Linked DNA regions of Mus musculus: all the other regions are linked to region 4. A link is a loop called in an ENCODE intact Hi-C map of the cell type or tissue named here. Cell type or tissue: left cerebral cortex. All regions are shown on one strand. Each heading gives the region's core, and the rest is flanking DNA. Links, peaks and the distances in the headings are about the cores only.

Region 1 (6,353 bases), core at 500-5,499, 69 kb after region 4:
AAAAGGGAGAAATAGAAACAGGACAAAAAACTTTGTTTAAAGGTCCTAGAAAGGGGGGGCTGGTTTATAGTTTTAGGGTCAAACCCACTTTACCCTTGTTTTTCAGTCCTAGGAATCTAACCTAGAGCTCTGCACATGCTAGACACGAAGCCTACCACTGTGCTACACACCACAAGCCCTGGTTTTTTAAAAAGTAAAAAGATAGCCAAGTGTAGTAGTGTACAGCTTTATCCCCAGCACCTCAGGGGCTACAGGCAAATCCTTGTAAATTCAAGGCCAGTGTTGTCTACATGGTGGATAGCAAAATGTCTCAAAAAACAAAAAGCAAAGACTACAGCTATATGTGACAGTGCACATAGAATTCCAGCCCTTGGAAAGCTGGGAATAGCAGGATCATTAAGAGTTCCTGGCAAGCCAGGGTTATGGTCTGAGACCCTATCTCCAAAGCAGTGTGTATGTGACATGGAGAAGAGAATTAGAGGTGGTTTCTAAATTTAAACTTTTCTAAACAACTTCACAGGCAGGCGTTTTGAAATTGCCCCTCTGGAGGTCAGAGTAATTACCTCAGCCATCTGCTGCTTTCTCTGAGCTTTTGTGGCCTCAGTGTAGGCATTGTGATCCGTCTCAATGATGATAAGGTTGTTACTCTCAGGGTGGATGACAAACTTCCTGGGTGTGTACTGCAATGGGAAGGCTACTTGATTGAAGACAGCACCAAGCTTCTCTAAAGCCAAAATCCTATGGTAATAGGCAAGAGAGTTAAAGGTGTTGGCTCACTCAGCTCAGCTGATGAAATGAAGCTGCTTATGCCCTAAGGCAACACGATAACAACTGTGTACGATTAAACGACCACCGTACACGACAAGGAGATACACGCAGATTTCCCCTTCAGCAACACATACCCTGCAATTGTGTTTTCACCACTGAAACACACTGAACTAGAACCTTGCACTGACATTGTCAAACCCTTACTATTGCATAGTTAATGTAATAACATGACGTTCAGGGGACACGGAGAAGGTTCAGTTGGTAAAGTATTTGTATGGAACCATGATGACCTGAATTATGAACCCTAAAACCCACTTAAAAGGCAGGGCACAGCAGTACCCCGTAATCCCTATGCTAAGGAAAAAGAGACAGGAGGTTCTCTGGGGTTTGATAGCAGTCAGTTTTGCTAGTTTGCAAACTACTTTCAGTGAGAGATCCTGCCCCAAAAAATAGTCGACTGTTTATCTCTCCAGTTGGCTTTGTGAACCTGGGAGAATGGGGTCTAAAAACGAGGACAAACTCTCATGTGACAGCCAACTTTATTCAGAACATCAGACAATTTATACCCTGAAGGTTAAGAAGAGTCACACGAGTAAGGTATTCAATTCCAAGGACAACACAAACAGCAAAAACCATGTTGTTTCAAAGAAGCACATGAGTTAACAATGACTGCTCAGCTCACTCCTATCTGCTACACCTGGAAGGAACACAATAAACTCCAAGAAGAAACTGAGGTCAGACCCTTAGAGTTTTTTCCACAAGCACTCAGAATTCTCACACGACTCTATTCTAGGAGTGCATTTTTAAAAAAAGACTTATTTACTTTTTTTCCCCCCGAGACAGGGTTTCTCTGTGTATCCCTGGCTGTCCTGGAACTCACTTTGTAGACCAGGTTGACCTCGAACTCAGAAATCCACCTGCCTCTGCTTCCCAAGTGCTGGGATCAAGGCATGCGCCACCACAGCCCAACTTATTTATTTATTTTATGTAACTGAGTAGTGCACTCTTGTTCTCTTCAGACACACCAGAAGATGGAATCAGATCCCATAACAGATTGGCTGTGAGCCACCTTGTGGTTGCTGGAAACTGAACTTAGGTCCTTTAGAAGAGCAAGCAGCCAGTGTTCTTAACGGCTTAGCCATCTCTCCAGCCCTGGGATACAATTGATGAAGGCACATTTGAACATGTTGGAAATGCCCAATTCCACCTTTATATTTTAGTATCTACAGTTCAGTAACTACAACTTCAATAAGCTACAGTGGCCACTAACTGCGACATATTTCCATTGTCACCATGAGTTGTGTGTATTCTCTTCAACCAACCTCCTTTCCATCTTACTTTTATGAGCTCACACATGGATGACAAGTTTTGATATCCCCCTGGCCCAGTCTTCATCCAAACCCTTGCATCTCCCTGATCTCCTCCTTACCACCCCCTAACCTTGTCACCTCCACTCCCTCCTATGGAATGATTCTCCTATCCCATCTCAAACCCTTTACTCCTCTACCTGAGATAACTTCCCTTCCCACCTATCAACCCTAATAGGACCCTGCTCCCTTAAGTTCCAGAGGAACCCTGAGATCAACCACTTTGTTCCTGGTCCCAGAAGAATAAGACTTCAGCCCAGAAGCTGTATTTGACTCTACTGGATTGGACACAGATTTTTCCTACTTTCTCTCTTGTCTACTTCTGTCCATGGTAACTCTTATGAATGGAGACTTGAGGTTTAAGAAATCCCCATTTATAACAAACAGTTCTTCCAAATAGGATTGGAAAAATACCACTCGGGCTATAAAACTTAGCGTACACACACAGCACCATCTGCCAAAACTAAAAGGCCTAATCCACCAAAGTCTATCATTCTGGGAAAGTCTCTAAATGTACTAACCTTGCCTTTTGGTTTCTGTAGTTCCACTTCTGGCTAACTGTCCTTGTTAACTGAAATATGTCAGCTGGGACATGGCTTTCGTGCTTTAAAACTCATCCTAAGGATGAGTTCCAACTCAGCTTGAAGATACACGAGATCGCAAACATCAGACTTTCTATTGGCTTAAACCCAAATCAGAGCAGCAGACTCTGGCAAATACTCCACAACACTTCATCATATTTCTAATTCACTTTTTCCAAAAACTGTATTTCAAAGAAAAAACAAAACCTGCCTTCACACAAAAAAATTAAGACAAATATTTATATATTACTAATAGACAAAAAGTGATTGACTAACAATAAGTACTAGAATGTTCAGTGGCCTTCTGTATTTGTGTGTATGTGCATGCATGCAACTTGAGCCCAAGTGAGCACCTGAAATTTGATCTTGAAGCCAGCCAGCATTGGCTACCTAGTAAGATTCTGTCATGAAAAATAAAGAACGAGGTTTTCATCCTAGTACTCAATAAACATAAGCAGGTGGATCTCTATGAGTTTGAGGCCAAGCTGGTCTATGTAACATGTCCTGGGCTACATGGTGAAACCATGGCTAAAAAAAGATATAATTCTATAGGTAAATCCAGATTTAACGCTTGTTCTAAAACTAGTCTTGGGATATGACCATTTCACCAGGAAACAGAAATCTTAAAGTGCAAGACTAGTTTTACAACTTAGCTCCTAAAGTCTAAACAGAAGCTAAATGCCAAATTCAAACTTGGCTCACAGTTTCTAAACGCCTGAGCCAAACTAAATTTCAGCTGCAACACTCTTTCCTGGTGAAAGGTTGTTCTCAGCCATCTCTACAAACTCCTCCAACTCTGGTAGAACCACAGGCTGAGGACTTGGCACAAAAGCTTCCTGCTGGGCTTCAAGCCTGAGGATTTTCTCTTTTCCTTTTTGTTTTTTTGAGACAGGGTTTCTCTGTGTAGCCCTGGCTGTCCTGGAACTCAGAAATCCTCCTGCCTCTGCCTCTGCCTCTGGAGTACTGGGATTAAAGGCGTGCACCACCACTGCCTGGCAGTATTTTCTCACCTCAAAGTGTTGGTGGAGATGGCAACAATGCCCTCGGGACACTGTTCAGAGGCAAAGCCCGATGCAAATTCCAGGGTCTCATAAGACAGAGGGGTGAGATGGAAGCGAGACTGGTAAGAGTAGCTCAGCCATGAGCGACTGGACATAGCCAGAACCTGGGGAGGAAGAGTTCCAATCAGACTGGACAAGCTCATACATGGTAGACTGACCAAACAAACATACAACCCAACTTTGGCCTCAAATTTTAGAAGTCTACAAAGCCACTTTAAACAAAGGGAGCCCAAACAGGCAGTACACGGCTTATTGTATAAAGAAAGGAAAAAAATAAGTAAAAAGAAAAAGAAAAAGCAAGCTTTATCAATCACATTCCTCTGGACCGACTTTCCCTTGGGTATAAATTAGAGACTCTATTCCAAGGTTGGACAGCTGTAGATGTGAATAAGGTAACGTTTAAGAACTAGCACGGCAGTGGCAGTGTTAACTCTGAACTGCGAAGAATAGGCTCTCATTCCTATTAGGTAGACTCATGAGATCACTATAATCCTTTTCCATCTCAGATAGCTAGGCCTAAATAGACTCAAAGATCAATATTCAAGCTTCCTATAACCTCATAATGCCCAGTGCCATCTCATGGACCATCTCTTAGAAAACTCCAAAGAACCCAGAATTTCCTATGTAAGTGAAACGAACATCAACCTACAAAGTGAATTAGTCAGAAGTTCACAGTGGTACCAACATCCAAATGTCTTTTGACTACTTACAGCCTCCTGGCCTTGCATCCGGACCCGGAAGAGTTTCACAGGACGGGACCCCAGATACCTAGTGCGGGTGTCAGACAGGTCCCCAGTAACAGGGTCTAGGACAGTCCTCAGCAGTACACCGTTCTAGTGGAAAAGATGGAACAGGTAAAGCCTCCTTTTTATGATGGGAACTTTTATGTTAGATTTTCCTTTGGCTACTTTAGTAGAAGACAAAGATATGACTTGGTGGCGAAAACAACATAAAACAGGTCACAGCGCCCAACAATCAGGAATTCACTCATTCTCTCCTAGTTACTAAGCATCTACTGGCAAAACCCACTTCTCATTATACATACATTTCCTGTACATTAAGAAATATTTCATTTAAGCCAGGTGGGGATTGTGCATGTCTTTTAAGCCAACACTCAAGAAACAGAGGCAGGAAAATCTCTGAGTTTGAGGCCGGTCTGTTTGGAGAGCTAGTTCCAGGACAGCCAGGGGTCAAGAAACCCCATCTCACCTCCCCATCCCCCCCAAATCATTTAAGTTAAGTACTTTTTATAATTTAAAAGCAGACCTCCGCAAAAAACAAAACAAAGAAAACAAACAATTAAAGGCTGGGATGTACTGACTATGGTACCTCTAAGCCTCATTTTCCCTAAAGGAACACGGTTCCAAGGGATGACTGATTCAAGGCTGAAGCAAGAACATTCCCAATGCAACAGTTACCTAATTGTGCAAGAAGGCAGGCAAGATAGCTGGGTCAAATAAACAAACGAATTTCAAGGGAAACCACAATCAAAAATGAAGCAAACAAAAATCTAAGAGATGACAGTAATTTGAAGAAGAAAATACCCACAAATTTATATAGTTAAAAAATAAAAATCTACCTCCAACCAACAAAATCCCTACTTCATCAGACTCAACTAGAATGACTGCTGTAATCCTAACTCCTACTGTAAAATTAGTGACTGAAGAAGGGGTTGGGAGAGAGCCATTATCCTTTTCCTGTATAAAGTATGTTTAGAGCAAAGGAATAAACCTCAATTTACAGACTTGATTACAAACATTTCAACATCACGCACCTCCAGTGGGATGCAACAGAGTAGGGCCACTTCCACTACAACAGTTACGAGTGAGTAACTGCCGTCAACGTCTATAGTCTGCACTAACTGTGATTTTTCACGAGGAAATTAAAACATGCAAAGTATCAGATATTCAGAAAGTGTTACTAATCTTGGTGGGTATGACATTACTAGTTTCTTAAAGCAAAACACTATAGAGATAACATTACTAAGTATAGGAGGGAAGAGGTACTGCCCTAGATTTGCTGTAAAATACTCCTTTAAATGGGAAAATGAAGACTCATTTGTGTGTCTCATGCTCAAGCATTTTAAAGTATGAAACTAAAACTGAAAAAGCACAAGTCTGCCATCTAACTTAAGTCTTTGCAGGTCCTGATTCAGGAAGTAAGGCACATAGCACCGTGAGAGCACCGATGCTAGTTTACACTAGATTCCTGCTTTTTGTACCATGATAAAACTCATCTCCTTTGGCTACAAAAACACCCAGGCTTCTACACACTAGAGCTAACATGGTCAATTATGAACTGGGAGGAATTCACTTTAAAAGACTAGAATACTATGGGAACTATAGGTCACTACTGAAGACTCATTTAATTCCAAACCAAAACACCTATCACAAAGCACTTTTTACCAGCTATGAAGACGCTTTGTGTGTGCTATTTCCAGGCCTGCCTAACATGTTCTAAGTGTTGAGAAAAATCAGTCTCTGACAGCACTAGATGATGAGTTTCCCAAGGCGACTATCTAGAACTACAGGCAAAGAAAATGCTTAGACTGGATAAAGAACAGGCTGATAGATACC
Region 2 (6,353 bases), core at 922-5,921, 250 kb after region 4:
GCTGAAGGCTCGAATCTTTAACTGTATCGAAATAAGGCAATTTCTGTTCACAAGGCCTGCCTCTAGGGACATACTTCCTCCAGCAAAGCCAAAGCTCCTAAGACTCCCCAAACAGCAGCACCAACTGGGGACCAAGTGTTAAAATGTCTAAGTCTACGGGGAACATCTCATCTAGACCACCACAACAGTAAAAGAGTTTAGGAGGGGCTGGTGAGATGGCTCAGCAGGTAAGAGCACCCGACTGTTCTTCTGAAGGTCCTGAGTTCGGATCCCAGCAACCACATGGTGGCTCACAACCATCCCTAATGAGATCTGACTCCCTCTTCTGGTGTGTCTGAAGACAGCTACAGTGTACTTGCATATAATAAATAAATAAATCTTTAAAAAAAAAAAAAAAAGAGTTTAGGAACCAGGTTTTCTAGAGAAAAAGCAGGTGAACACACTTTCTCCTTTAATGGCAGAGAGGTCATGAGAAAGCAAGCAGACCTGGGGATGCATCACACAGCAGAACTTTTCATTGGTTGGTTAGTCCTCATTTATGCACATGGATCAGCAGAAATATACATTGGAATGGTCTGAACATTTAAGACCATCTGGAGTTTCCTAATTCAACCACATTAAAGTAGCCTCCAGAAGGCCTGATGAAAGAAAACAAAACAAAACAAAAAAACCAAAAAAAAAACGAAGCAAGTCCATTAAACCATGATTGGTTACAAATGTGTTAACACACAGCTCTCTCGAGAGTGAAGAGTAACCCATAGCTAGGAACGGCCAGTCAATAAACAGCCTGGCATCCTTTGTTCTGGATTCACTGGCCACACACAGACCCTGATGATTAATCCTGCCTCTCTGAACAGGAAATGTTCACAACTCTGTGTGGTGAATGGTATGTGTGCATGCTGGGGGGGTATGTGCATGCTGGGGGGTATGTGCATGCTGGGGGGGTATGTGCATGCTGGGGGGTATGTGCATGCTGGGGGGTATGTGCATGCTGGGGGGGTGGGGTGGTGGCGAGGCTTATCTCAAGGAGGTTACGTCAGCTTCCTGATAAGCAGAATGGTTTGAACAAATCAAGGATGTTTAAGTAGTTGTGGTGACAGTCCTCTCATAATGAGATTAGGGGCATACATTTTTTTAAACCCCTGTAGTGCTAGGGTTTCCAACCCAGGACCTTATTCAGGCTAGGCAAGGGTGATTTACAAAACTAACTCCCCAGTTTTTGATAGTACATTTTTAAAAGCCAAACATGTGAGTATGGTGGTCCTTTCCTGCAATTCCAGGTAAGACAGGAAGATTACTGGATTCCAGGGGTTTGAAGCCAGTCTGGACATCAAAGTGAGATCCTCTTCTCAAAACATGTAATTACACCAGGCATGGTGGCACACACCTGTAGTCCCAGCACTCAGGAGGCAGAGGCAGGTGCGTCTCTGAGTCTACAGAGCAAATTCCAAGATACCCAGGGCTACACACAGAATTAAATTGAAGAAAAAAAATTCAGTCACTATGTCTTAGGAATAATCACTAGATTTGAAACTTCAGATGGGGTTCATAAGATGGCCTGACAAACTGGAGGAAGAGAACCTACCCTCACAAGCTACCTCCTGACCTCCACACATGAATGCGGCACATCCATGTTCAAAATACGAGGATATACACAAAGCAAATCCAAATAACTTTTAAAAACAAAGAATAAGGAGAGCTTCTTAAGAAAATCAACTGCTGGATCACAGGGCTCCCAATGGAGGAGCTAGAGAAAGTACCCAAGGAGCTAAAGGGATCTTCAACCCTATAGGTGGAACAACATTATGAACTAACCAGTACCCCTGAGCTCTTGACTCTAGCTGCATATGTATCAAAAGATGGCCTAGTCGGCCATCACTGGAAAGAGAGGCCCATTGGACACGCAGACTTTGTGTGCCCCGGTACAGGGGAACGCCAGGGCCAAAGGGGGGGAGTGGGTGGGTAGGGGAGTGGGGGTGGGTGGGTAAGGGGGACTTTTGGTATAGCATTGGAAATGTAAATGAGCTAAATACCTAATAAAAAATGGAAAAAAAAAAAAAAAAAAAAAAAAAAAGAAAATCAACTGCTCATTCTTCAGCTGAATTGGTTTAAGAGTTAAGAGAGCTCGCTGCTGTTGCGGAAGGGCCAGGGTTTGGTTCTTAGCGCCACATGGTGGCTCACAACAGTTTGTAAATCCCAGTTCCAAGGGGATCTAAAACCCTCTTCTAACATATGTAGGCTCAAGTGTGGTGCATAGATACGAACAGGCAAAACACCCATACACACACATAGAAAACATAAGATATTAAAAGAAAGTATTTGAGGCGACCCCGAGGTAAATAGTGAAGCCAGTTGGGCTGTGTCAAAAACACAGGCAGCAAAGCTGTAACTCATACACTTAAGAGGAGGCGGAGGGATAGGGATGCAAGAGCTCTCAAGGCCAGTCTCAGCTAATTAGCAAGTCAGAGGCCAACCTGGGCTACACCGTCTCGAACCCACCAACGCACCCCTCCAAAAACACAAAAACAATCTAACAAAAACTATACGACACTTAAAATAGCAACTAGACAGTTTGCATTTGTTGCTAAGTGAAGCATTAACACAAACAAAACCCGTTATTCTGGCGAGCTACAAACTGCCGCTTGGCGGTTAAGCATGAATGTGGGGCTGTTAGGGGAAAGGCAGCATAAACTCACTCAAAAACTACCCCTCAACAACGAAAAAAAGAGAGAATTTTATGTTGCCATTTCTTGTAAGAGGTCAAGAGAAGGGCCAGTTTGGGGCCTCACACACTTAATAAAGACAATGTCACCATGGGAGCAACTTTTCAGTCCAAACTCGGATAAGAAGCTCGCTGCGGGTTTTCTTCGCTGTCGGAGCAAATCCGCCGCGCTAAGTGATCGCCCACAGCAAACTCCAGCGAGCGCGGGCTGGCCCGGCTCTGAGGTCCCCGTGCTGGAAACCATGTCCGCCTCAGTCCCCTAATCCCCACCAGGCCACTGACCGACTTGACAGCGGCTTCCTGCTCGTCCACCGCCAGCGCCCATGAGTCGGTGGCCATGGTCCCGACGCGAGCCGACCTGCAGAGATGCTCCGCGCCCCGCCAACACCAGCGCCGAACGCAAGCCCGCGCCAAGTGCCACTCACACGGAGCGGAAAAAGACCCGCGCGGAGTTGACGTCAGTTCCTGCCCCGCGCGTCCGTCTTCCACCCACGCTCCGCCCCCAGGAAGATAAGCATGCGGAGCTTAGCACTTTAAGGTCCTGAGTCGCTTATTTCTTAATTTGAGGCCAGCCTGATCTACTGAGAGAGTTCCAGGACGGCCAGGGCCACACAGAGAAACCCTGTCTCGAAATGCTAAAAAGAGGAGGAAAAAAAAAAAAAATTCCATCTCGCTAGGTGCGATCTAATTGAGTTAACGTCCTAGAGCTCTGCAGAGTTACTTAGTACTCGCCCAATCGCTTCATTTCATAACCAAAATACTTACCCATTTTTTGGTTTTGAAACTAGGTATCTTGTTTTAAAACAAGGCTACCTTGAACTCGGTTTCCTCCTTAATAATCTCCAACACCTAGATTACAAGGGATCGAACGCTCTCTCTCGAGATGGCTCAGCGGTTAAGAGCACTGACTGTTCTTCCGAAGGTCCTGAGTTCAAATCCCAGCAACCACAAGGTGGCTTACAACCAACCGTAATGACATCTGACACCCTCTACTGGTGTGTCTGAAGACAGCTACAGTGTAGTTACATATAAATAATAAATATTTTTTAAAAAAATAGAACGCTCTCTAGTGGCCTTTGCAGTCGCAGACACACATGCATATACATACAACTAAGAATGAAATGATCTGAGCATAGGTGGCACAGGCCTTTAATCTCAGAATTTGGGAGGCAGAGGCCACTAGAGCAAATTCCAGAACAACTAGGGCTACACAGAGGAAACCCTGTCTCAAAAAACAATTAAAAACAAACAAAACAGAGTTACATCCTATGTGTGTGGATATGTATTTAGTTTTGTTTTTTTTTTTTTGTTTTTTTTTTTGAGTCAAGAATTTCATGTATCCCGTGGCTTTTTTTTTTTTTTTTCTGCCTCCCAAATACTGGGATAAGAGAAGTACTTTCCCTCTGTTGGGATACATTTTAAGTCATGATAGTTGTGTAAAGCTGTTTGAATGACTTAGGCACTTCACAAAAAGGATGCTCTTAAAATAGTGCAAAATTTTAATGGAATGGTAGTGAACACTTTTAACTCCAGTACTTGGGAGGTGTAGGAGGAAGATTGAGAGTGCAAGGCCAGTCTCTGCTACAGGAGACCTAGTCTCAAAATGCATATATTTTGAGTCTAACTGCCCATTGTCCTCTTGAAATTGCACTACCAAGCATACCTATTCTAGTACCAAGAACATGGCTATTTCTTCATGTATCTGCTGGGACATACTTCTTAGAGAAGACATAGTGTCTGACAACAATTAAGAAGTTCAAGTTTTGACTTGTCTTAGGTTTGCAAGATATTTAGGTTTGGTTTGGTTTGGTTTGGTTTGGTTTGTGAAGACAGGGTTTCTCTGTGTAGCTCTCGATTGTTCTTGAACTCATTCTGTAGACCAGGCTGGCCTTGAACTCAGAGATCTGCCTACCTCTGCCTCCCGAGTGCTGGGATTAAAGTTAGGCACCATCACCACTCTAAGGGTCCATAATTTGCTGAAGAATGACACACACACACACACCAACTCAAATAGATTGTAAATGCAAAGTGTTCTTTATTCTGTACAAGTTCAGCATGCTTGGGTCTCCCCATGACCGAGAGAGAGAGAGAGAGAGAGAGAGAGAGAGAGAGAGAGAGAGAGAGAGAGAGAGAGAGAAAAGAGACCCAAGTGAGCTTGCAGGCCTGATTTAAAGCATATTAGGGAATCCTGGGTTAAGGTGACCTCTATGTTAATCTGTTGGGTTCATCTCTATTCTATTACCAGGGTGTGGGGGGCTGAGGAAGTCTGGAAACTGCTGCTGACCCATTGTCCTTGCCTCAGGCCAGGTGGCAGGGCAGCTTGTGAGGCCTGGACTTGCCTGGAATTGCCCAGTTCTTGGAGACAGAGATTTAGACCTCGTCTCCTTAACTGCCAATCTGAAGCTTGTCATGGAATCAGCCGAGCCTTCTCACACCCATCTGGCTTGCTTCCTTTCCTAACCTTTTCTTCCTTCCTCCTTCCTTCCTTCTGGCCTGGAACTCTCAATGTAGAACAGGATAGTTTTGAACTTTCAGAAATTCTGCTACTTCTGCCTCCCGAGTGCTGGGATTACAGGCATGTACCACGACTCCTGCATTTAATGAATTAAAAAAATTCTTTCATACCACCTGCATCCACTATGAGGTTGATTTCTGGCGGTGTTGGCTGAAAGCCCAAATGAAACAATGAATCTACTCAGCTATTGTTGGAAACAACTCTGGGTTATACCTTACCTTCTGCCAGAACATTCATTTCCAGCTCACAGCTAGCCTGCACACCTCAAAGGGAGTACACCCACAATGACTCCTTTTTCCACACCAGAGGCCAAAGAGAAGGCACTTTCTGATAGTTCCCACCAAAGAGCCTGCACTTAGACAAGTTCTGACTCCTCTGTACATGACCACATGACTTAACATCTACACTCCATTTTAGCCAGGAGGTCTACAAGTGGTGCTAAGTTAACATTTTTAGAAACCCCTCATTCTGAACTGAGCATGGTCAAAATATGCCTTTAATCCCAGCACTCGAGAGACAGGTAAGCAAATCTCTGAGTTTGAGGCCAGCCTGGTCTACAGGGTGAATTTCAGGACAGCCAGGGCTACACAGAGAAACCCTGTCTACAAAGCAAAACAAGTAACAAACAAAAACCCCATTATACACAATTTGTTTGAATCATTTAGTTCTCTGCAACACTTATGTCATCTCTATTTCCCAGTTCACAAAACTCATGGTCCAGAAGTTAATTCTAACATCAATAAACCTAAACAGGGCTGGAGAGATGGCTCAGTGGTTAGGAGCACTGACTGCTCTTCCAGTGGTTTGAGTTCAATTCCCAGCAACCACATGGTGGCTCAAAACCATCTGTAATGGGATGGGATGCCCTCTTCTGATGTGTCTGAAGACAGCTACCCTGTATTCATATACATAAAATAATTCTTAAAAAAAAAAAAGGCCTAACCAACTTGCAAATCTGACCTCTGATTTTAGGGCAACTCAGTTCTACAGCACAAACCCAAAACCTGGGAGAGGAAGTGGCTGGCTTTCTTTACACCAACCAACTCAGTAAGTATGCATCTTAGAACATTGTTGGCATCTGACTAGCCAAAGCCTAATGAGCCAACCAATTACTGG
Region 3 (6,353 bases), core at 773-5,772, 58 kb after region 4:
TTAAATCGGCCCTCAGAGACTGCGACGGGGAGGGAGCAGCCTTGTGAAAGAAACCCATCCATTCTGCTTACCTGCTCACCTGCCAGGATGTGGGCTTCTACAGTCGCCGTCGCCGGAAGCTTTGAGCAGCTCAAGGCCTGGAGCAGGTGCCTTGGGGGCTGTGGCAGTAAATGCTGTGTGGGACAGGCTGTTGTGTGTTCAGCCTACAGTCTTCTCGGAGGGCGGGGGACACACGCTACAGCAGCTCAGATTTGTTTCTAGAACCGGAGCTAACAAGGGCAGGGTGGGGCGGGGCCACATGGCCCCAGCCTGTCTTGGAGTGTGGAGTAGGAGGGAGCATCAAGCACAGTCAGTCAAGGCAAGGGGACAGCCCTGAGGGTGAATATGGGGTGTCTCTAGAATCTGGGGTATCTTTAGTTTCTATGTAGATTGAACTGGTTTTTAGGGGAAAATTCCAGGTCCTCTCTTTAATACCTGGAATACCTCTTTCATTACAAAATTGAGTACAGCTGATGGGACCTAGGAGAGGTTTTTTTTGTTGTTTTTTTGGTTTGTTTGTTTGGCTTGTTAACCTGTCTACAGACAAGACCTGAGCGCAGGGAGGTAGTTTACCCAAGAACACACACAGCTGCTTACTGAGGTCTAACACCAAAGCCTGAGACAACCCTCATGGGAACCTCTGAAGACTCTGAGCCACACCTGCAGACATAGCCACTTTTGCTTTCCTGGTAATAGTGACAAGGCCCTGTGCAGCTGGGACAACATCTCTTTCTTTGCCAACCTTTTAGTATCCCAGTATAGCCCAGGCTAGCTTCAAATTAGTCTAGAGATTGACTTTATAGTGCTATGATTATAGGCTTGTGCCACCACTCTTCCCTAATTTTATGACTGTCTTTGGAGTAGTTACAGGTGGTGACTTCCATCCCCTGAAAGATCCTTCAGCTCTTCCACCTAGACATAGCAATGGTAGTGGTGGTGTTTTGAAGGCATCGTTATCAACAAGGGAGGAAGACTAGCTTTCCTCAACTTAAACACAGCCTCTCTCAGTAAAGGGCCACTCAAGGGACTCCACACAGCTTAGTCTGGGAATGCTGATCTGGACACAAGGGCTTGCCCTATTCTAAATGCTAATGAATGGTGTTGTTCAAGAAAGGCGTTCTTAATTAGATTGAGAGAACTGGATTCCCTGAACTTGCAGGAAGACAATGTGCCCACACTGGTATGCACCCAGCTAACTCTCCATCCCCCCTTGCAGTGGCTACTGGGACCACACCACAAAGGCCCTCCACAAAAGCTCTGTCAAGGCTATCCTGTCAGACAGAAGAGGTAGAGATGGGGACACAGCCACAAGATGCCACTCTTCAGAGCCTCTGGACCTGGTGTGCTGTCCTTTCTTTCCTCCAAGTGCTCAATTTATAGGCTGCTGATTCAGGATGAAGATGGCATCAGGTCTTGCAGAGCTCAGGACAGCCAACCCTCCTGTTACCACAGCCACACTCAAGTAAGTCATCAGACTCCACTGTCAACTGCTTTTCCACAGATTTCTTTGCCACATGGCCTCTTGCAGATGTTTCTCCAAGCTTCACGAGCAAAGCTGCCTTCTCTAGTTACAGCCTGGCCTACCTAAAGGCCAGAGTCCCCAGTGTGTCTCTCGGACAGCACCAGTCCCTGAAGCCCGTAGTAAATATTAGCACTTGTCCCATTCACACACGTTACTCCGGCCTTTCAAAAGGAGTCTATGAAACTCTTCCTAAACCTTATCAAAGACCAACTCTTGGGCTGGCGAGATGATGCAGCCAGTAAACGAACTTGCTGCCAAGCCTGAAAACCTGTTTGATCTGAAAGTCCCACATGGAAGAGACTATGTACATGTCTATATATGCCCACTAAGTAAAATGTAAAAACAAAACCCAACAAGGGAAATCTCAACAATTAGTCTCTCAGAAGGGGCTGTGCCTGCTGGGTGGCTCTGTGGGTTGCAAATGTGAGAGCCAGGAAAGGGCCAGAAACAGAGGCTGGCCACCTCTGGATTCCGGCAGGGTATGGTGAAGACAGCCCTTCAGCCACCTCAAGGCAGATGTTCATCTGTCTGTTTTCTAAAGCTGTAACTTCCAAACTCAACTAATGCTTGCTGTTTTGCTTTGAACAAACACTAGTCACAGCTAGTGAGGTTTAGGTCTGATTACACCAGACTCAGAAATACTCAAAAGGATCTTGGGTGGGTTACCAGGTGTCTATTCTGATACCTAGACAAGTTCTATGTTTGAGCTGGGTCAAGAGCCATGGTGACACGTTTCTATGTTTCTTCTCATTTCCCAATGTGACACATTGACTGTCAACCCTGCCTCTGCTTTTAGACTTGGGATTTCCTGGGTCCCCCCACCCCACAAGTTCCCAAGCTTTCTGACCTGAGGAAATCAGACATGGCCCTAAGTTCTTCTAGGTTCAAGGCTTCAAGACTATGCTCACGGTCCCGAGTGGGGGAATGTCAGGTTATCCACACCCTCCCCTCCAACCTAGGGATAGCATTTCCAATGCTGGCTTTTCAAGTTTCCCAAGAAACAGCTCTGCTGGCTTGTGCTGTCTTCAGTTCACTAGAACTCAGGACCCCAAATACAAAAACCAACAGCCACAGGTCTAAGTGCTCACTGAATTGCTACCATGTGCCCCACACTGAACAATCTGCTCTCCCACAGCATTTTTTGAACAAGCTTTCAAGATATTAATCTTAAGCATGCATAAACTTAAAATATACACACATATACAGTATTTCATATGTAGATGAGGGACTGGGTGACTCATGCAAACACGGCATTTCTACTTTGAATAGAAAACAGAAGCAAGGAATTAACAGATCCGGAAAGCCCGGGTGGATGAAAGAAAAAGATACCTCAGCATTTCCGGCTCTCAAGAAAGGCTGGGAGCAGCCAACATCCTGGCTATCAGCCCTCTCTCTCTCCCTGTGAGCCAGGGAACCAGGAGTTCCACCCCCAGCTCCAGCAGATGTCCTGCTAGCAATACATTTTATACAAACCCAAAACAGCAACATTCCAGGAGCAGGCCAACTAGAACCCCCTCCCCACAGGAATGCTATTCTTGGCAAGAGATCTTCCAAAGGAAGCAACATCTGCAAACCCTCTGCCCCGTGAGGTCAGGGGAAAGCGAAGGCCGCTCGGCAGTTTCTTAGATCCAAGTAGCAGGGGATTTACAGAGGGAGGAGTAAACCAATGACTCAGGGTCCTGACTTGACCCTCCTTTTCTCAGTCCCCAGTAGCCTCTCTGACAAGGCTAAGGCAGTTCCCTATTTACCTGCTTGCTCAATGCACTCCAAGAGCCACGGTGTCCCCTTAAACAAGTCATTCGGCCTCACCTATTTGTTAGAAACGTTTTGTGAGTTTGTGTATTTTAAACAGGGTCTCACTGCATAGATCCCTAGCTGACCTGGAATGCAAAGAAAGGTCTGCCTGTGTTTGTACCCAAGGGTTGGGCCAAGTGTCAGGAGTGGTGACTCCTGCTAACATCATTTATAGGTCCTTGGGCAGTAGCTCCTCTTCCATACTCAATCCTTCACCTTGTCCTTGAAGAACTGTCCTTCCTTTCCCTGGTAATTAACCAACCAATAGGCAGTGCAGGCTCAGTGGACAAACCTTGATTCTGGGTCTTTTCTGTTTCTCCTTACACAGCTGCTACTGCATTAGGAGTACCTCCGTCAGACCTTAGTAAAGAGCCACGGAATGCTGGCACTGAAGCCAGAGTCCCAGTCTGATGCCATCGAGTCAGGGATGCAGTTAGGTGAAAAATGAACTTGGTATCCCCAATGCAATTCAAAGACCTATGCTCACAACAGCTGAGGCTCAATTCCCAGCAACACTGAGGGAGGTTCCTAATGCCCGACCCAGGCCATGATTAGAGATTCAGAGGATGGTATCTGGACTCCAAAGTGCGGTTCTGGTCCATGCCTTCAGTTCTCCAGCTCTTAAAAGGCAGTGGCAAAGCAGCTCGAGTCACTTTCTGAGGGTCTGGGACAGCCTGCATTAGAGACCCCCATCTCAAGAAACAATGTTATGTGTAACTATTCCCAGTCTGGGTCTTACCGGGTTGAGAGATGCAGAAAGTTTAGTTCATTTAGGCAGAAGAGCAGGGGAATTCAAATTTATTAATTACTGAGACCAGTGGCAACCTGGGGCAATCTCCAGGTTCAATGTGCTAAAGGGCTATCTTAAAGCTTAGGGCTTCCCATAAAGCTAGCCAGGAGGAACTTCCAATGATGTCTTTTGTGAAATGAGGCCACTTCTGGGCAGAATGACAAGTTCTTCCTTATAAGCTGACCCCCGCAAGGCCAGTCTGCAATCTCCCAGACATGTGCTGTAGCCACTCCCCTCTGGGTCGTTCCTGTGTTTCTTCTAGGCAGGGCCCACATGACTCTCTCCAGGAGAGGTGAGAATGTCCTCAGTCACTCCTAGTCACCAGGCCTAAATTCTCAGGAGCCACTTAGGCAAGCACTGTGAAATCAGACTCCTTAACTGGGAATTGTACCAAATATAACATTCTAAGATTTCACAGTGGCAAAAATCTGAGGGAAAGGGAAAACACCCTCTTTAATATCCATGAATAGTGGGGTTACATTTACATGGTCAGTGAACTCATGTTCTATCTCCACAGCAAAGAACCAAGACACACTAAGAAAACACTAGAGCCATGATGTCCACACAAGAGCAAAGAAGTAAAAGATCCAGTTATTGTTCTAATTAGGCCTCAAGCCTTTCTCCAGAATTATCACTCCCAGGAAAAGACTATAAAACAAAACAACAAAAACTACACACGCAGGACACCTTAAAAACTAGTTTTATATATTCAGGAGGGTTCCGAGGGCAGAACTGAGCCACACTGCAATCAGCCTGGCTGCACCTTTGCTTGCCTCCCTTCATCTCTCAAAGCAACATTGTACAAAACTGTATTTACAGGAAAACAATGAAAATTAAGAATGTGTACAAAAGTAGACAAGAGCCAGAAATTACACAATGCAGGGGTGGCTTTGGGAATAAGGAAAACTGTGTTCCACACCGAAGCTCAGGGCCACACACTATGTTCAAGGAGCAGACTTCAGTGTCAACTGTAGGGAACCAGTCATTCAAAGGGGAGAGTTGAGGGTGCAGAGCTACTGGCTTTAACAATGCAGTCTTAAATACCACATCACTTCTGCTGTGTGGCAAAAGCCAGACACTGGCAATGGGAACAAAAGAGGGGCTCTCTGGCAAGGCCCCAGATAAAGACGGGTTCAGAAGGCATAGCGGGTCCTAATGTCCTCAAGCTTCTTGGACACTTCAGGTGGGGTTCGGTCCAGCTCCTCAGAGACGTTCTTCTGCTTGTTGGGTTCCATGGAGTTGAACTGCTCACAAAGGTCTCCATCAATCACATTCTAAGACATGGAAGAGAGGGAAGAGAACAAAGTTAAGATGTCCAAAGAAAAAGGGGTCTAAGGTGACACCCCACTAAGGGCTGGTGTGTGTGAGGGGGGAGAGAGAGAGAGAGAGAGAGGGAGAGAGAGAGAGAGAGAGAGAGAGATTGATTCACTGAATAAAACCCAACCCTGTTTTCATCTTTAAAGACAGGTTATGTAAATGTCACAGATGAATCACCAGGTCCCTTGAGAACTATCTGAATCTCAGAAACAAAGGCCAACAGAGAAGGCCTGTGAATGGGCACAGGATTCCTTTTTCCAACTTACCTTAACAGGGAAATAGTAAGAACGAAAGCTCAGGTGGTCCCGTCCACAAAGAGGGGGATGCTCAGACCGCAGGTGCATTTCAACATGCTGGAAGAAGTCATGGTCCTAATGGAAGAAAGACATTCTATCTCTAAGAAAGAAGTGATTTCCAGAACAGAGTACAGATAAGGCATCTAGTTTTTAAGAGCTGGGGTCTCCATTACACAGCCCAGTCTGGCCTTAAACTTGAAATCCCCTTGACACAGCCCACTTAGTATTGGGATTATGGGTACGTGGCATCGTGCCCAACTCCAAGCCACCCATTCTTGCTGGGCAATTGTCCCACCAGACAGCTATCTAGACCATCATTCTGAGTTTGTGGACTGCTACTCTGATGCTTTGGGGTCATAATACAACCCTGTATCTATACCATAGTATAAAAGACCTTCCTAAAAGAACGCAGGATTCTGTTTTCTAGGCACCTTAACTGTTACTTTAAACAAGTTCTAGAACCTCCTAACTGTAAGCAAAGGCTTGCCATCTGAAGCAGATTCAACACCAAGAAACAATGTGAGGAAAGATGAGGTAAGGGCAATGTGGTGACTCGACCTCGTGAGACGTGAAAGGGACAAGGATGCCAATTCCT
Region 4 (6,353 bases), core at 907-5,906:
AGCAGAGTGTCCACTGTCACCGAGTTACACAGAACAGTTTCAATACTCTGAAAGTTCCTGTCAGTCCACCTTGTAACTGAACCTTTGGCTACTTTGTGGGTTCTTTTTTTCTTCCACCCTTCTCCACCCCCTAACACTAAATAGTAGAGAAAAAAGCATAGAGGGGAAAGGGGGCGATGTTATCATTAGACTACTTCCTGCTGATTAGGGGTGTCAAGTTCTTGGGGCATGTTTGATCTTCACCCACCATCAGAATATCTAATTTCTTCTTCTCATCTCAACAAACTGTGTAACAAACGACATCTAACCACCAGCTGTCCAAAACAACCCCTTCTATCTATCTATCCATCCATCCAAACATCACACACTCGCAGAAACTATCTGCAGCTGACAAAACCATGCCTCTGCTAGAGCACGAGGCAAATCAGAGTCAGCTGCTGTGGACAATCTGAAGCAGCCCCATATCCCACACCTGGGATTAAAATGCAGACACATTCTTACAATATTTCTGTGTCTTTAAAGAACAAAAAAATTTCACTATCTTCTGCCTTCTTCCTTCTCCCCTTTCTAGAGGAGCCTCATTTTTTCAGATACAAATATGAAATTAGAGGATTCCCTGGCTTGTCTAAGACTCAGGACACAAGAGGCAAAGCCTGTTCTACACAGCAAGTTTCAGGCCAGGCGGGGTTTCAGAATGAAACTCTCTCAAACAAGCAAATAAATAATGCTGTCTTATGAAGATGGCATGCCCGGTGCACCCATGAGTACACTGGTTACCTCACAACACCTGTACAAGGTCTAGCCAGCGTGGGTAGTGAACAGTGGGCAGAAGTAATTGGACTCAATGGGTTATAAAATTAAAAACAACAATAATAAAAAAAATTTTTTTAAGAGGGGCGCTCAGGTAAGCTTGAAACAAGGTCCCAAATCCTCTCTGTCCCCATCCCTCGTGTGTCTCACATGCTCAGCGCATGGCAGAACTCTCCCTTCTTAGCCCTTTGCCAGCATCGGCCAAACCCACACGCGCATGCGCACAGCTCACCATGAGGCTCCGCTGTACGTTCTCCAGCAATGTCTGAACCTCCTGTAGATACTTCCAGGACGGGTGGCCCTCGAGAAGTACATCCATCACAGACTCAGTGGCATTGAGACTCACCAAGACCCACAGGTACCGAAGCTCTCGCTCACTCACGTGAGCCTTCTGCTGCAGGGACAGGAGACATCAGTGACGCACAAGCGTAGGCCTCTGGGCACTGACCACTCCCCTACCCCCATGCATTTGCCACTGCCTGGGACCCATCACAGTCACCCACGGCTGCCAGCAGACAACCTTGGGCCTAGGTTAGTGGCAGGCTTTGCTTGAGTGGCTAGGGAAAGGCCAATGGGACAACCTGCCAAGACCCACAAGCTTCTAAGTGACTTGTGGCAGGCAGCGGCTCCCCACCCCGGGAAGGGTCCTCACCAGCCTTGTGATGTTGGCCACTCTGAGTACCCCCTCATAAGGCACAGCAATCCTGTAGTTGATGGGGAAGTAATGTTTCTGAAGAGGAACAAGAACAAACCATAAGCTATGAGGCAGAAACTGTTTAGACGGGACCCCCAAGAGAGGAACGCAGCCTAGCAGCGTTGACAACAGACAGGTCCTCTACTGAGAGGTCAGATCTGGACAACTGGGCTAAAAGACAGCTCTCTTTTCCCCTCGGACAAAGGAGGTGGGGGTGGGGGGTGTGAGATCAGATACACAAGTCCTGTAAGGGCTGAAGTTTCAGGCCCAGGGGAGGAACCCAGGATTTTCAGGAGACATGGTACTTTGGAAGTGAAAAATATGGTTCATCTGACACTTACAAAGGTAACCTTCGCACAGCCTGTGAACATACTACACATCAGTGAGTCTAGAATCTGACACCTTATTATTTATTGTTATTATTAATAGTGTGGACATGACTCTCAGCACTGATGTGGAGGTCAAAGATTAACTTTCAGGAGTTGGTTCTCTCCTTCCGCCTTGATGTGGGTTCTGGGAATTGGACTCAGGCCATCAGTCCTGGGTACCAGGTGTGCCTTTTACTCAGAGCCGTCCCACCAGCCCCATGGGGTTCGCTCTCAGTTAGTGGGTTGTATGGTATGAGTTACTTCTCAATGGAGATAGTCTCAGAGATAGTCCTATAGAGCTGGGCCTGTGCTTGCAACCCTAGCACGGGGAGGCAGACGCTCTCCAGGTTACCATGTACTGAAGCCGGTTCTTGTACTGCAGCTTGCCCCGAAGGTAGCCTGTAAGGTCACACTCCTTATCTTGGGTCAGAGTCCATATCTCCAAATTCTCGTTTCCCAAAGCCACGTCAAGTAGGATCCCAAGACCTGTGGGACACACCCAACAAGAGCGGATGAGCGCTGGGCACTGTGTCTGCGCACTACCTGGTGTGCGTAGCTGAATCAACCACCATCCATCATCAAGCCTGACAAGTACTGAGGGGAAAGGCAGGTGCATGCAGAGCCCTAAGGAGGACTTGTCACCTGGAGTAGCAAGTACACCCCCACACACACACCATGGTCAGAGTCCCCAGGGTATGGTCTCCCGTCTCCCCTAGCTCCTGATTTTGGGTAAGTACATCGTCCAGGTTCCAAGGCACCCCTCAGCCCTTTGTCTGGAGTGATGAGTTTTCAAAGCTCGATTTTTCTCCATTAGATGTAGCAACAGGTCTTACAAGCAAGCTTCTGCCAGTCTGATGGCTCTGGGATGCTAAACAGACCCCCTACACCAGCAGAACAGACAATAATGCGAAGTCTTTTGAAACAGTACCAGGAATTACCACTAGGTGTCACTGTGACCTCAAAAACAGCTCTTGGGAGCTGTCCCCTTGACTGGAAAAAAATATTTTGAGAATTTACAATAAATATGAATAGGGAGTGGATGAAAGAAACACAAAAGAGCAAGAGATACCCAAAGGACCAATCTGCAATTAGCTGCAGTCTGAAATCAGAGAAATGGATCTACATGCAAAGCCGACCAGGGACAAGGAAACGAAGAAGGTTTTTATGAGATAATTTCATTTTAATAATCCTGATGCTGCCAAAAGAATTCTCAGCCTGGAAATGCACTTGGCCCGCTTAATAATGAAATGGCTTTTAAACTCTAAAACCTTCGACCCACTAAACTCATAAACTAGAAAGAAAACAGGAAACGTTTATTGACAACGACTTAAGCAGCATCATAGGTCCTTTGTTAAGATAAATTTATCAATGGGGGGGGGAACCACACGTGGTGATGTACGTTACGGGGGGAATGTTTAAGATATGTTCAACGGCCTTCCTAAGGAAGCCTGAGCCAGCGATATCAGCAGCTTAAAGGATGACTTCAAGTTTATTAATTAACCTCCCGTGCTTTGAAAAAAAGAGATGCAAATAACCGAACCAGATATCCGTGGGAGATTACCACTCCCGACCCTATATGCTAGGACATAAGGATGTTGCCCTGGCTGACCTGGTACTGACCTGGAACTGTCTATGTAGACTAGACTAGCTGGGACTCAGCCTTTTCTTCCTGGGTGCTGGGATTAAAAGTTCGAGCCACGCCTAGTTTAATATCTATTGTTGTTGTTGTTGTCAGAAACAATAATTAAACTTTGCCTTTTCTTTTTTTCTTTTTTCCTTTTTCCTTTTGAGCAAGACAGCCAGGCTGGCTGACATTACCTCCCTCATCAGTTACAAGCAGACATCACTAACTGGATCTCTCTCCTCTCACTTCCCGACACCTTGAAGATTTGGGGGCTTTGTATCTCCACTGTCTGGGGGCCATGCTCCCTCTTAGCTTCCGTTCCCCGTCTCCAGGATCGCCCTGCTCGTTCCCACGTGCTGGACCAAGTCCTAGGAGCGCTCTCTGTTTCCCCTGATACTTGGATCTACTCAGAATCTGAACTCCACACAAACCACAGTTACTGCCCTCTTCAACTGTAGAACTCTTGACAACCACTTTCTTGCAAGGATCACCTAACACAGCACTGGGCTGAAGGAACAAATAAACACAACCAGTATTAGGCCTACAAGATGGCTCAGTGGGTAAAGGGGCTTGCTACCAAGCCTGATGACCTGAGTTCAATCCCCAGGAACCACATGGGAGAAGGAGCGAACTAACTCCTGCAAGCTGCCCTCTGACCTCCATGCAGGTGCTGTGACACACACACACACCCTCCCGAACAAAATAAAATGTAAAGTAAATTTAAATAAATAAATAATCACAGTGCTGGGCCCATTAACATAGGCTTGCTTTTGGTCCCTGCCTTGCCTTGCAAATCCACACCTAGCCCACCCACTCCTGGAACCGTCTGAGACTTCGGCTCCAACCCTGGACGTCCCCACCAGCACTGCTTGCCTGGGTCACTCATCACCTAGCCAGGTCATAGCATCTTGGGAACATGGAGAACTTAAGCTGTAACTACAGCATGCCCTCAGGGACAGAGCCTTACACCTGAAGGGAGAGGTGGTTTCTGGGAATGGAAATGCAAGCAAGCAAGCACGCACCTGAATCCCCTAGGGAGTTGGCTAAGGTACAGGTGGACCAACTCCACCCCACATTTCTGATCCGACAGGTGGAGAAGGCACCTCTGCATTGCACTCCTGGTTGAAAGTGACAGCCACTGAGAACCCTGGACCCAAGTGACACTTGCAGACTGATAATCATAATGGCTACCTCTGGTCCACAGGGATTGTACATACAACAACAACAACAACAACAACAACAACAACAACAAGGCCTTTATCTTTCGGGGTGGGGTGTTCTATCCTATCCATAATGAGTCTTCTTCCCTATCAGCAGCCAATCAATCACTATAGCCTGTCAATCCATCAAGTCCCACCCCATGGACCATGTTGGCTTTACCCAATGTGTCCTTAAGATAGGAGTCAGGTCTATCCTAGCTGGGGTTTTTTTGTTTTTTTTTTTTTGTTTTGTTTTGTTTTTTGGTTTTTGTGTTTTTATTTTATTTTTGTTTTTGTTTTGTCTCGTTGACACCAGCTAGAGCTATCCAGGAAGGGAAGCATATGTTGAGAAAAATGCCCCCATCAGATTGCCTGTGGGCAACTCTGTAGCATTTTCTTGGTTAATGATTGGCGTGGGTGGGCTCAGCCAGCAGGGAGAAGGGCCACGCCTAGATGATGGTTCTGACTGCTAGAAGAAAGCATCCAGCCATAGAAAGCAAGTCAGTGAGCGGCTTCTCTCTGTGGTCTCTATTTCAACCCCCACCCCTCACCCCCACCTCCCCACCTCCCCACCCCGGCTTCCCTCCAGGGTGAGCTACAACTGTAAGCCGAAATAAACCCCTCCTCACCATGTCGATTTGGAGCCTGCTCTTTTATCACAGCAATAGAAGGCAAACTGGGACAGGGTCTTAGAATTACCAGAGCACCTGAGCCCAGCATGGCCGGCATGCAGCCCGTCCCTGAAAGCCTGTCCGCAGGTGACCTGCCTCCCCCGGATGAAACACACTTTGCAGCCAGGCTGCCATTTCCAATTGCAAGTGTTGTTTTCCTGCCTCTTCGACCAGGAGAAACTGGGGACCAGGCAGGGACAGTGTAGCTGTCACCCACAACGCTTTGCACCCCAGAAGCCACACAGCCAGTGTCCCACTGACCTGGTCAGGTTTTCCTGTCTCCTCCCCGCCAGAGACAAGAACCAAGATCTGGAAGCTCAAGGTGAGGTATAAGGCTTCCCCTGGCCCAGACACTGGTCGGGGGGAGAGGGGAACATGTGCCCCCCAACAAGGTAGCCATTTCTACTGGGATAAATGAAGCATGTCACCTCCATCCCCACTGACCAATGTGAATCTGTAAAATGGGTTGAATAACATTCCCCCTCCCAAATTCTTATTCACCTGGAATCTAAGAATGACTTTATTTAGAATTAGGCTCATTAAAGGTGTAATTAAAGCAAAGGCTCTTAATGTGAGGTTGTCCTGGGCTTAGGGAGAGCCTGGCTAGGTCCAGTGGCTGGTGTTCCAGGAGAAAGATATCGAAGAGGGAAAGGCCTTGCAGATGGAGACAGTGTGCAAACTGCTAATACTGGCACATGCCAAGGAATACCAGGAGCCACCAGAAGCTGGAGGAGGCAAAAAGACCCTCCCCTAGAGCCTTGGTGGCCAGTAACACCCCAATTTCAGACCTCTAGTCCCAAGAACTAGGAGGAAATACATTGACAGGGCCAAGTCACAAACTTGTGGTGATGTTAAGGTAGCCTGATAACCTCCAGGTCCCCCAGGTCCCCTGTAAGGCCCTGGCCAAATCCTGAGAGATGCCATCTGAAACACTCCTCCTTCAACCAGGCCCCTCCAGTCTCACTTCCTCTCAGGTGGGCAAGCCTA
Region 5 (6,268 bases), core at 1,269-6,268, 97 kb after region 4:
TAGCTGGGCAGTGGTGGTATACACCTTTAATTCCAGCACTTCAAGCAGAAGTGAGAGGATTTCTGTGAGTTTGAGGCCGCCCTGATCTATACAGTCATTACCAGTACAGTCAGGGATACACAGAAAAAAAATCTGTCTTGAAACACAAAGCAAAACAAAACAATGCATCTCAGGCTAGCCTCAAGCTCCGACTGGCCAGAACTCGTGCTCACAGTAGTAGTACCTCACCTCCAGAGTGTTAGGTTACAGGCATCAACTATGACACCCATATTCTTTATATCAAATTTGATGTCAAATTAAGAACCAGCTCTGGGAAGCTGGAAGAGGACTACCAGGAGAGGCCATTTTAGACTAAAGTGTGACTACCGTGACTTACAAAGCTCACGTCTCACACAATTTGGGAAGATACGCCCCTGAAACTGAGTGACAGATAATACACGAGAATTTAACACAAACCCCACACACACCAACATTTGTTTTCTTGTAAATGGGAAACATTTTGACAAAAGACAAGCAAAATATATAGTAACTCACTTCCATCCACAAAAACACTACCTGTAGCACTTACCAGAGAAGTTGCCATGGATGGCAAAGCTGATGCCAGTGGCCCGCTGTAAGGTCAGGTTGTACAGAAACATGGTGACAAGCAAAGCTGTGACCCTCAGTCAACTCTTGGTTACAGCAACGGTTTCAAGGCAAAGCAGACTACGGACACAAAAACAGAATTGTTGTTTTTAAAAGAAGCCCTGTCTGGGAACTTCTTGTTGAAATCAGAACAGGCAGAGCTAAGAGTGCTTTCTCGACGTGCCTCCTAAGCTCGCAGAGGCCCGGGCTGCAGTCTCAAGAGGGGAAAAATACACCACCACTTATATGGTGGGCACCGTTCTAGGATACTACATCTTTTGCTTTTCATTTCACATGAATTCTATGAAAGCCTGCACATTGGCATGAACACTCAATAGGCCGAGGCAGGAGGATATCTGCAAGTGTAAGATAAGTATAAGCTGCAGTGAATTCCAGAATGGACAATTCAGAAATAGCTATCCTGGAACTCAGAGATCCTCCTGCCTCTGCCTCCAGGCACTGGGATTAAAGGTGTGTGCCACTACACCTAGCAACACCCATTTTAGGTATTAAAAAAAAAAAAAAAAAAAAAAAAAAAAAAAGACAGGAATCATGGCTCTCTTCTGTAATCCTAGCACTCGAGAGGCAGAGGAAAGAGAATCACTCTGTTCAGTGCCAGCCTGAGTCACACACTCAGTTCCAGCCTATGATACAAAGAGAGGCCCGGTCTCAAACAAAACCAAACTTCTTATGGTCAAGGGAACCCTAAGCTCAAAAATCCTATCAGTTGGACAACATAGAGCAAGTGGTTAAATGCCAGAACCTACAACTTGCTCAATTAACAAACGTGCCTTTTGTGATTTTTTTTTTTTTTTTTTTGCCAGACAAATGAGAACCTACAGTTAGCTGTAGTTCAAGGGTCTACACATCCACATTATTCAAGGCTCTAAAAACCTCAGATTCATTTCCCAGAGACCCCATTCTCTCTCTGGGTTATAAATCTTACCAAACTTACATCTTTCCATATGCTTATATATGTGCATGTTCAAGAACATATATTTATTGCATATTTTATGTGCTGTCTTTAACCAAAGGATGAATTTTTTTGAGAAACCAACAAGACAGCTTTCTGCTACAGATACCGAGAATCTTACTCAATGCCTACACTATAATTCAGTTAGCGAAACTGTTAACGCTACATATAAGCAAATGAAGTTATACCTCTAAGATTTAGTCCTAAAATACCTAATAAACTAATATCTCTAAGGCTTATCCCTAAAGGTTGAACTGGCACTGGCAGCTTGAGGGTAGAGGACCTCACAATTTACAAGGCTGTCACGGATGAGTTCCGGCTGCACCATAAGCAGCGAACGTGATGTTATGACTTTGGACATTTGCTTTAACAGGGGGGAAGATGGTACCTTGCCTCGTAAGGCTCTGTATGCAGAATTTCGTGTTTGAGGCTACGAGAAGGAAACCTATGGCCTTGGGCAAGTGCTCTCTACCATTAGGTTTGGAGGATTAAAATGAGCACCTACTCACTCAACACCAAAACAAACGGATCTCCTGGCTTACTGAAGAGGTGCTTCCTGGAGGAATATCCGGTATCAGGTAACCGTAACAGCCAAACCGTGGAAAGCTTCCTCCCCCGCCTCTGCCTATAATCTCCGGTTCCACCATCACCTCCTTTTTATCTTGCACAGTCTTCAAATGGGTACTATTAGCCTTCGGGTTTTTTTTTTCTTTCTTTTACAGTAAACAGAGGTTCAGAGGAGAAACAACATTTTGCCTAACTACCAAATGCACAAGTTCAAACCAGATCCCCGGCTCCCGGGCGGTTTCTGATAGTTGCACATTTTGAACAAACAGAATTTTTACCCCTTGCTGATTGAATAGTCTTTCAATCTCGAGTCTTCCTATGCAGCCTCGGTGGGACTCCCACTTCCTCAACCTCCCCCGCGTGGTGGAAATACACGAGTGTGCCACCACGTTAAACTCGCAAGCCTTAAAGGACTCGTTCCCACTCTGAAGACACAAGTGGGCGAAGAGTCCACGAGGCCATTTGCCCACGGCAAGCATTTCCCTAACCTCACGCCTACCGAACCTCTCGGGCCTAAAACTGCCCCTGCGGCTCCGGCCGAGGTGCCGGGCAGCTCTCTCCTATGAGCGCTCTCCACTTCCTCCGCGACAGAGAAGCTGGGAGGCCACTTCTTTACCCTGCTGCAAGAAGGATGGCTTCGGTACCCGACGGATGCTGAATCGCTTCAAGGCCTAAGCCACCGCCACTGCCGATCCGCCGGCGTCCGCCATTAGCCTTCAAGACGGGCCTTCGGGTGCCGCGCGACGGGAAAAAGGTATCTAGCCCCCGCCTGATAAATAGATGTAAATTTGGGATGTTTTCATCTTGCACCTGAAGACTAATGAGTTATCTAAAATTTATACGTTACGGTAAGTTTTCTGTAAAATAGAAGGTTAGTTTTAAAAATAGACTTCCAATGGTTTTGATCGGGCATATCTGTGGGCAGCCCCAAAGGTCACCGCGCCAACGCAGAGGGGACCTCGCAAGCCCGGAAGCGCCCACCGGGAGCCAAGATGGCGGAGGTGGAGTCTCCGCTGAAATTGTCAGGAGCTCCTCCGCCACCGGAGGGGGTGGGAGGAGGACACTGCTCCGAAATCTCCACCGAGCTCATTCGCTCTCTGACAGAGCTGCAGGAGCTGGAAGCTGTGTACGAACGACTCTGTGGCGAGGAGGTGGGGAGCTGAACCTCCTTTTTCCTGGAGGATCCGGTGGCAGAGGGCATCACGGGTGTCGATCGCTTTACCAGGGAAAACGAGAAAGCAGCTTCCCAAGAGGCTTTAATGTAGTTGGGCATTTGGGTACACCTGTCAGTTCTACTCAAGCTTATTTGACCTGTTACCTGGACTACTTCCTTGGTCTGCCTCCGTATTGATTTCCCTGACGAGTAAAACTGGAAGTGGTGTGTGTGTGTGCGCGTACATGTATGTATTACATGCACACATACATATGTGTATACCGAATTGGCTTGACTTCAGAATAAGAATTGCTTTGGCTTGGGAAGTGAAAAGTTACGAAAGTTTCTTCTCGACTCATTTAAAGGAGAAGTTCCTTTCTATTTAGCTTGAAGGTCTAAGACTTTTTCTCTTGGAAGAAATGATTATGTGTGTATTTTTAGCATTTCAGTTAAGTGTAGGCATTTGGATGTTTTCTTATTTTGAGACGGCCTCGGTGTTGCCCATATTGTCTTCAAATTGGCTACCTTCCTAGAGCAACCTCTCAAGCTACTGGCATTATAGGCGAGCTCACAACTCCCTAGAAGTTTGAAATCTCCCTGTTAGGACTTTGAAGTTTTAAGACTAAGGCGCAGCTGTCTGGTCTCGGACAAGTGATTTCATCTCTTGTACCTCGGATGTGTGGTCAATCAAGTAACAGGTGTGGAAAGGATTCGGCTTCCTTTCTATTAATAGCATGCTATATCTCTTTATATACGTTTGTTTCTTTTCCATGGCAGTCTGGTGCTGTCAGTTCGTGGATGGATTCCTTGCAAGTCAGAAGATGTAACCTCTCACCTAAAAACCTTGGCAGCTGTTTTTCCCAGGGAACTTTTTTTTTTTTTCTTTTTAGATAGGCTCTAACTATCTAGCCCTACCTGGCCTGCAACTCACTATGTAGACCAGGCTTGCAGTGAACTCAGTAATCTGCCTGCCGCTGTCACTCAAGTGCTGGGATTAATGTCATGCAGCTCTCAAAGCGCTCTGAATAGAGGAAAAGAGAGTTGTTACTACCTTTGAATGTTTTCAAGTACTGCCTTGCATCTGCTCCAGCAGTTCCCACACAAGTAGTGGTTTAAAGTTGAGTGCTCTTGACTTAACATTCCTAAGTCTATATTCTTTGAAGCAATTAATACATTGGGGAAATTTTTGCGGTCTTATAAAATGTAGTAGCGTTGGCTTTGTGTTTGTTTTTAATGACTGCAAATTTTCCTCTGCATCCGTCTTAAGACTGCCTTTATTAAACTATTTAGCTAAGACTGTGGAACTGTTTTCTGCACACTGTGTTATGTGCCTTTATTATCCTGTTTTATTTGCACAGAAATCCTATAAGGTACATATTGAAATCCGATGAGGTACATATTGCTCTCCTTACTTCATAGGAAAAAAAAACCAGAAATTGAGCTAAATATGCTGTATACCTGTAATCCCAGCATGCAAGAGGCTGAAGCAATAGGATCTAAAATTCATGAACTACACAAAACTCCTGTCTCAAAGGTGCATAAATTGAGGTAGCACAATAAATAAATAGCTTCACTGGCGTAGAAATATAATCACCCCCTCTGAACACTAAGTATGCAGAAAGAAGGGATTAAAAAAAAAGAAATTTATGGTCTCTTTGGCAATTTCATTTCTTTAGCTACTATATTTTATTTTGTTCCTTTTAAAAGTGTATGTGTATGAGGAAGCAAGTGTGTCATAGCACAAGTGTAGAAGTTGGGGGACAACTTCAAAATTGCTGTGTGAATGCAGACGATCAAATTCTAGTCATCAGACTTGGAGGGAGGAGTCCTCCTCCAGTCCTTGTTTTGATTCTGAGACAGGATCTCAAATTGCCTACATGGTCAAAACTGGCATTTACTTCTGTTCCTCCTGCCCGCCTCCTGAATGTGGAATAACAAGGGAACATCACACATCTGGATGAGCCACTACATTTTATAGCGTCATTGTTTAGAACACTGCACAAGTGTTGAATATTTATTTGTTTCCATTGTGTTAGTCATCTGCTAGATAGAATAAGATATACTGAAAAACAAACGGGGGGGGGGGGGGGGCGTTATGCACATGCATAATCCTAGCACTTGAAGAGAAAGGAAAGAAGAATTCAAGGTCATCCCATGTTTCAGAACAAGTGAGAAACCATCCTGAGTTACAGGGGACCTTGCATCAAAACAAGCATGAGAAAAAGTACACAGCCAATTATTTAGTCCAACAAAACCAAAGCAGCATTGAAGTCCAAAGGGACTGTAGTGGGAGGGAAAAATTTTTGAATTGAAATTCACCTTTTAGCTGTGTTGAGTTATATAAATGTATTTGTTATAAGTTTGTTTGTTGTCTTGAGATAGGGTCTCTATGTAGTACTTGTTGTCCTAAATATGTATGCAAGACTGGCTTCAAACACAGAGGTCCAGATGCCTCCTCCTAATGCTGGCATGTAAGATTTATGTTATTTCACCTGGCTTAATTTAGATAACTCTTAAAGTTCTTTCTACCTAGGGGTAGAGATGGAGTGTAATATTTAAACACTTGCCTAGCATGTACAAGATCTTGAGTTTAATCCCCTAGTCACTTAAAAAGGAAATTACTTATATCCCTTCTGATGGTGTTTGTCTGTTTCAGAAAGCGGTGGAGAAAGAACTGGATGCTCTTTTGGAACAGCAGAACACCATTGAAAGTAAGATGGTCACTCTCCACAGGATGGGGTGAGTATGTACCACAGCAAAAGTTGTACATTCCAGTAGGACCACAGGATAAAGTTAGTTTTCCTAGCCCCATAGTCCAGTCTCTTGGGAAGCTAAGGTGGGAAGCTTGCTGCAAGTTCGAGGCCAGCCTTGGTTATAGAGCAAGGTACTGTCACAAGAAAGGAAAAAAAAGGATTCTTTTTTCTAACAGTGTTTTATTACCTGATAGGCAT

Evidence for each region. Peaks named below come from ENCODE experiments on the same cell type or tissue, not always from the same donor. Only the 100,000 strongest peaks of a DNase experiment are listed, where the experiment ranks them.
Region 1: it touches region 4 in a loop (4-fold over the local background); 10 of 42 quality-filtered maps call a loop at or near these places.
Region 2: it touches region 4 in a loop (2.3-fold over the local background); 4 of 42 quality-filtered maps call a loop at or near these places.
Region 3: a loop joins it to region 4, with 2.9 times the contacts of the local background. A loop is called at or near these places in 20 of 42 quality-filtered maps.
Region 5: a loop joins it to region 4, with 4 times the contacts of the local background. A loop is called at or near these places in 20 of 42 quality-filtered maps.

The regions. Positions count from the first base shown.
Region 1 is chr8:110,816,981-110,823,333 of GRCm38, forward strand. It overlaps Sf3b3 (splicing factor 3b, subunit 3), which reads right to left. Exons shown (of 26, transcript NM_133953.2): 16 at 4,488-4,610; 17 at 3,727-3,881; 18 at 564-738. Among named protein-coding and RNA genes, the nearest start is that of Il34, 14 kb to the left of the region's middle. In left cerebral cortex, for the core only: a CTCF peak has its summit at 1,870 (motif pointing left); DNase peaks (open chromatin) are centred at 1,799 and 3,485.
Region 2 is chr8:110,994,663-111,001,015 of GRCm38, forward strand. It overlaps Ddx19a (DEAD box helicase 19a), which reads right to left and starts at 3,161. Exons shown (of 12, transcript NM_007916.2): 1 at 3,005-3,161. The coding sequence starts at 3,061. It overlaps Gm51551 (a long non-coding RNA gene), which reads left to right. Exons shown (of 3, transcript XR_003947457.1): 2 at 1-886; 3 at 1,281-1,794. In left cerebral cortex, for the core only: a CTCF peak has its summit at 3,729 (motif pointing left); DNase peaks (open chromatin) are centred at 3,172 and 3,596; H3K4me3 peaks cover 1,665 bases; H3K27ac peaks cover 1,198 bases.
Region 3 is chr8:110,805,663-110,812,015 of GRCm38, forward strand. It overlaps Sf3b3 (splicing factor 3b, subunit 3), which reads right to left. Exons shown (of 26, transcript NM_133953.2): 24 at 6,317-6,353; 25 at 5,729-5,833; 26 at 4,830-5,419. The coding sequence ends at 5,279. Gm15895 (a long non-coding RNA gene) reads left to right here. Exons shown (of 2, transcript XR_003947455.1): 2 at 1,256-4,996. Il34 (interleukin 34) reads right to left here and starts at 262. Exons shown (of 7, transcript NM_001135100.2): 1 at 72-262. In left cerebral cortex, for the core only: no CTCF peak of the experiment used is centred there; DNase peaks (open chromatin) are centred at 2,907, 3,802 and 4,407; H3K27ac peaks cover 1,305 bases.
Region 4 is chr8:110,747,201-110,753,553 of GRCm38, forward strand. Il34 (interleukin 34) reads right to left here. Exons shown (of 7, transcript NM_001135100.2): 3 at 2,225-2,358; 4 at 1,463-1,540; 5 at 1,043-1,204. Among named protein-coding and RNA genes, the nearest start is that of Gm15894, 5.3 kb to the right of the region's middle. In left cerebral cortex, for the core only: a CTCF peak has its summit at 2,807 (motif pointing right); a DNase peak (open chromatin) is centred at 2,818; H3K4me3 peaks cover 556 bases; H3K27ac peaks cover 199 bases.
Region 5 is chr8:110,843,895-110,850,162 of GRCm38, forward strand. It overlaps Sf3b3 (splicing factor 3b, subunit 3), which reads right to left and starts at 2,909. Exons shown (of 26, transcript NM_133953.2): 1 at 2,781-2,909; 2 at 569-705. The coding sequence starts at 638. Cog4 (component of oligomeric golgi complex 4) reads left to right here and starts at 3,130. Exons shown (of 19, transcript NM_133973.2): 1 at 3,130-3,315; 2 at 5,974-6,056. The coding sequence starts at 3,157. In left cerebral cortex, for the core only: CTCF peaks have their summits at 2,539 and 3,193; DNase peaks (open chromatin) are centred at 2,925, 3,092 and 3,866; H3K4me3 peaks cover 2,488 bases; H3K27ac peaks cover 1,733 bases.